Linked DNA regions of Homo sapiens: region 1 is linked to region 2. Evidence: chromatin contacts called from ENCODE Hi-C or POLR2A ChIA-PET data. All regions are on one chromosome and are shown on one strand. The core of a region is the stretch at or near the end of the contact, and the rest is flanking DNA. Distances in the headings are between cores, read along the strand shown. Region 1 has its middle 140 kb from the start of TLE3. Region 2 has its middle 19 kb from the start of LINC02205.

The links. A loop is a pair of places that touch in the nucleus more often than their neighbours do. ChIA-PET counts read pairs that join two places held with the same protein, here RNA polymerase II (POLR2A). Pooled maps may share reads with other maps.
Region 1: a loop to region 2 is called in a pooled map, with 3 times the contacts of the local background. The contact joins two enhancer-like sites. A Hi-C loop is called at or near these places in 1 of 168 maps with a recorded cell type or tissue (PC-9), 1 of 37 single-sample maps with no recorded cell type and 6 of 50 pooled maps. POLR2A ChIA-PET finds 5 or more read pairs at or near these places in 1 of 52 experiments (A549).

Annotation. Positions count from the first base shown.
Region 1 is chr15:70,235,112-70,237,811 of GRCh38, forward strand. No RefSeq gene overlaps it. Among named protein-coding and RNA genes, the nearest start is that of TLE3, 140 kb to the left of the region's middle. Within about 2 kb of position 1,425, at least 2 of the 41 ENCODE cell types and tissues checked have a DNase peak (open chromatin) inside an H3K27ac peak, as active enhancers do.
Region 2 is chr15:70,485,278-70,487,977 of GRCh38, forward strand. No RefSeq gene overlaps it. Among named protein-coding and RNA genes, the nearest start is that of LINC02205, 19 kb to the right of the region's middle. RefSeq lists an enhancer at 1,460-1,519. Within about 2 kb of position 1,339, at least 8 of the 41 ENCODE cell types and tissues checked have a DNase peak (open chromatin) inside an H3K27ac peak, as active enhancers do.

The sequences.
Region 1 (2,700 bases), core at 175-2,674, 250 kb before region 2:
CTTGATCCTTGGCTTATCATCTGGAAAATGGGAAGATAGTAAGACCACTTCTGCCTACCTCATAGTGTTTGGGGAAGGATGGAAGAATTTGGGAATCATCTGTGAATGTAAAGAGTGGCATAAATTTAAGTTGCTATTAGATTGTGGAGGAGAACCCCCTAACTGACAGATGAGAAAATGAAGCCAAAAGATTGGAAGCAATTTTTGCCCAAAGTTACTCAGAAACCTCCAGCCTCTTGGTGCCCACGTCTTGATCTCCCCAGGCCCTGTTACTCCTCAGCCTGCAGACAGCCAGGGCTGCAGTGCTGGAGGAAGAGCAACTGAGAATTCGGAAGAGGCAAAGATGGCATAAATAATTCAGTGATTGCCAACCACGGGCCATTAAATTTTCCATGATCTGTTTTATTGTATCCTCTATGCAGCGTTAGTCACTCCAGTTCAGATGCAAACCAGGCAGTTTACTCTGGCTACAGGAGCTGGCCACTGCTCCATCTCGGGACCCATGACCATAAAAGCACTGGCTTTGGGCCTGGCTGGGCCTCCTTCCTAAAAGGTGGCCAAATAGAGGTTCACATCACAGCAGGTGTGAGTGTCAAGCCTCCCTGTTTCTGTTCCTATTCATCACTAAGCCACTGATAGAATGGTGATGATCACCACTCAAGCACAGGATATAGTTGCAAACACATCAACTTTAAACTTTGCTGCTGTCTCTACAATCAGCAAAAATATAGTGTGTTGGGCAGGGATGAGGGGTTTCAGGGATTATGTTCCACATAAACATTAACAGTTACCATCATTTTGACACCCTATTTTGCCTTTTTTTAAAAAATATTTCATCATATACTGGGAGCCTCAAAATCTGACAATGGCCCAGATCTCACATAACTCCTGGGAAACTAAGGATCTTGAGCTCCAGGGTCAGGCTATTTAGAATCCTAAAGGTGATGAGGGCATCTTTGCAGATAAAGAAATGGAGGCTTGGAGAAGGAGCTGGCCATGCTCAAAGACACAGCCAGCTAGTGGCAGGGAGGCCCCAGGACCAGGTCTCAGGAATCCCAGTCCAGAGGCCTCCCCAGGGCCCCGGTCTTGGGAGGGAGAATTTCCCCCAGCTCTGGGCCATCATCTGAGCTACTCAGGGTCACTGTGGTTTGTCAGGTTTGCAATTAGAATTGGACACTTTCTTCACTGCTCTGAGGGCCACATAGCTTCCTGAAATCACACTTCCCCAAGTGTGCCCCCCAACACCCCGGCATCACATCAGAGTGCAAAAGGGAAGAACTGGGTGCTGCAGGCCAGGTTCACCCCAACGTCTGTGGCTCAGGAGGCTTGGCCACTGAGCGTGACCACATCTCCCCCATTCTACATGCTGACTTGATACCTGGGTTAGGAGAGTGTCTGAGGCCAGACAAAGGCAAGAAGAGTCGTTGAATCACTTAAGAATACAGGATGTGTAGTCAGATGGCCTGGCTCCAAATTCCAGACTTATTGCCTATCAGTCATGTGCATAAAAGAAATCTCATCCCCTCCTCAATCCTCAATTTTCTCACACATGAAGTGGGGAGGCCAAATCTGCATCCAAGGGGTTTTTATGAAGTTCTGAGGTAATGATAGTTGTGACTTGCCAAAGTCCTTTTGACACCTCTAGCAGTTAACCATTGCTACATAACAAAACACCTTAAAACTTGGCAGCTTAAAATGACAACTATTACTGCTCAAGACTCCATTGTGGTTCCTGAGGACTCATCTCATCCTGTGATTCATTGATCTAGGATGAGCCTCCTCACATGTGTGAGGCCTGCTGATTATAAACTGGCTTGGGATGTGAAGCCTCAGCTCTCTCACCCTCCAGCAGGCTAACTCAGACTTGTTCACTCAGCAGCTGCAGGGTTCTGCAAGAGAACATGAATGTACACAGGCTTTTTAAGGGTTGAACTTGGAAGCGGCACACTGCCACTTCTGCCACATCCTGTTGGCCAAAGCGACTCTACTTTCTTGATGGAAGGAGATGCAATGTCTCATTGCAAAGGACATGTTTACAGGGAGGACTGAAGGATTGTGGTCATTTTTGCAAAGACAGTGCTGAGTATGCCTTTCAAGATAGGAAAAATAGCTTGTCCAAAGCCACACAGTTGGTGGATGGTAGAGTTGCCATGAGAAAGCAGGACTTTTAATGTCAAGTACCATATGTTAAAACCAGCCTCAACGCCATTTCTACTATTGAATTTACTCTGGGGAAAATCTAGTAGATAGTGATTTGGGGTGTTCACATTTGTGTTCCTCTTTATTCATTTTATAATCTCAGAAGGTAAAGGAGAGCCAAGGATTTGATTTCCTGGCTCTCCCTTCTGGAAGGAACCCCTGAGGAAGAAGGAACAGGTCTTGGGGTGAGACTGAGATTCAGATTCCATAGCTTGAAGAACTTCACTTATGCAACTTTATCTTTTCCTTTTAGGGTGGTGGCACTGGTGGCAGTGGTTGGGGATGGGTTATACCTTATGCATCATAATCAAAGAAGAGGTTAGTGTGTGTATGTGATTGTGTGTGTGCATGCATACATGTGCTGAGTAGAGGAGAAAAGGATGAACACAGGATCCCCAGTCCTGCTGCTTCAGGTTGGAAATCCATCATCTGTTGTGATAGTTTCCTACTTGAGTTGCTTGTTATGAGTCTGCATTCCAAGTATGCTCCTGCCCACATGGC
Region 2 (2,700 bases), core at 89-2,588:
AGTGTGGACTCCAGAGTGCTATCCCCACTGTGTTGACTCAAGATTTTGGGGTGTTTTGTTTCAGTGGCACCTCCATATGTCATATTGCCCATTTCTCTTCTGCTCAAGACAGTGAGGTTGAAACTCCAAGCCTCATTACAGAGCATTTGCTGGGCTATCTCTGAACCATTGCACAGCCTTGCCTCCTGTAGAGAAGAGGTACAACCCAAGTGTCCCACAATGGATAATTAGATAAAGATACCATGATATCTTTATCTATCTATCTATACACACACACACACATACACACACACACACACACACACACACACACAATGGAATTCCATTTAGCCATAAAAAAAAATGGAATCCTGTCATTTGAAGCAATGTGGATGAACCTGGAGGACATTAAGTTAAGTGAAATAAGTCAGGCCCAGAAAGATACATACCACACAATCTCATTCATATGCAGAATCTAAAAAGTTGATCTCGTAGAAGTAGAGAGTAGAATGGTGGTTACTAGAGACTGGAGAGGAGAGGGCGAGGAGGCATGGTGAGAGGTTGGTCAATAGGTACAAAGCTACAATCAGGTAGCAGGAATAAGTTCTGCTGTTCTATTACACAGGAGGGTGACTATGGTTACAATATTATATTGTATATTTTAGAGTAGCTAGAAGAGAGGATTGTGAATGTTCTCACCACTAAGAAATGATAATGTACGCGGTGATAGATGTACCAAATACCCTGACTTGATCATTACAGAATGTATACATGTATAAAAACATCACACTGTACCCCATGAATATGTACAATTATTGTGTCAATTTAAAAATTAAAAATAAATAAGTAAATAAAGGCATGGACAATTAACAAGAAGACACAGCCAACTCACTCCCACCTTGCCCAGCTGGAAAGTGTTGAAAGATCCTGAGATTCTGATGCCATGAGCTCAGCTGCACAGGAGGGCATGGGAGAGAGAGGCGGAAGCAAAGTGTCCGGCAACTTCCCTTTGGGCCTCATCTTCTCCACTGAAAAATGGGTAGATCTGCCTCTGGGAAGGGTCATACAACTCCAAGCAGCTGGAGTCTACCTCCCTGCAGATAGTTCCTACCCAGGGGCAGCTATGAGCCTGGCCTGTGAAGTGGAGAGAGGGAAGAAATTCTTCTTGAGGTTGGACATTCTCAGCCCATGGCCACCATGTGTCAGCTGAAGGGAAGCAAGCCAGGGAGTTCAAATAGAGAAACAGGAAGAAAGCAAACCAACCCATCTCCCTGGTTTCCCCCACGCCGCTGCAATGCACTAGAGGATGAACCAGCTCGTTCTCTTCACTTCTTTTTCTCTTGGTGGTAGCGGTAGGGCCAGAGGGTGAGTAAGCCAGAAGGTTCCCCAGTGTGGTCTCGGTTAAGGTTACTGGATACTTGCTTCAGTCCCATGGGTGATGAGTTCAGTGTCAACTCACACCTACCCCACCCCACCCCTGGAGGCCCTCTCCTGGGTTTTTCTTTCCTCTCCCAAGTTCAAGTCAAAACATGGTCAACCCCCCACACTTCCCTCACCCCTGGCCCGGCCCAACCAGCCCCTAACCAGAGCACAGGGCGCAGTCCATAACCACATCTTGCAACATGATTCACTGCGTCTGTGGAGGGACTGATGCAATTGTGGGTGAGGAGTCATTTCTACTGATGGGGAAACCACAGCAACCTGGCCAGGGGTGGGAGGGCAATCCATGGGGACCTACCCTGAGACAGGCCGCGATCAAGAACCCTCAGCGTCCCCAGAGCAACCCAGCCACACCATGACTGAGGCCAGAGAGCAGAGGCCCAGGACATGCTGTCCTCCTGCGGAGAGGCAGTAGGCTGGGGGCCGGGAGGAAGGCAGGGGTCTTGGCAAGAGAGGGACTGTTCAAAGACAGCAACTCTTCCAGGAACCCCCAGAGTGATCCATCTTTCTCTGTGAGCAACATGGACGTGTGAGGTTCTTGGAGGAGGCCAGGAAACCACAAGCAGGAAAATCGCTTTCTCTGGGTGCTGGGTCCGTGCCTGGACCAAAGATTGAAGCCACATTGCTGCTCACTGCACTACATGGGAAGCACACACACATGCCTGGAGAGCATGTACTCCCACCGCCAGAGCAGGTGCCCAGGAGACACACAGAACTGAATCTGAAATTGCAGGGGCCCAGCAGCCTACATGCTGTGGCCTGGATCAGCTGGGCACACCTGCCTTGGGTGCCTGATCTACTGTTCATTTCCAATGCCCAGCTCAGCCACCTGCCCAGTGGACCCTGCGCTTATCCCTCTGGCTATGTGAGCTCAAGCCAGCAATTTCCCCTCTCTGGACTGCCCTCTCTCTCTTCCGAACCCTAGTGCTCACTTCTGCAACTTAGCAAGGGATTATATGATGCCCCGTGACAACACTTGCTCTTTCCCTGTGTTTCTATCTTATTTCTCCATTTTCATCATAAGCTATTCTAGACAGGGCTGGGCTAGCCTCGAGAAGTTATCCCTGCCCCACCTCTACTCACTGATCTTGACGCATCTCTGCAGAGGAGGTATTTTTACCCTATTCCACTGAAGAAGAAACTTAGGCCCAGGAGGTAATAGAGCCAACAAGGACACTAGTAAGGGGCAGACTTGGAGCTAAGACTCAAATGCGCTTCAAAACCCCTGCCCAGCATTCTCTCCAAACCCCAGCCACCTAACCCAATTCCTTCATGGAGTCT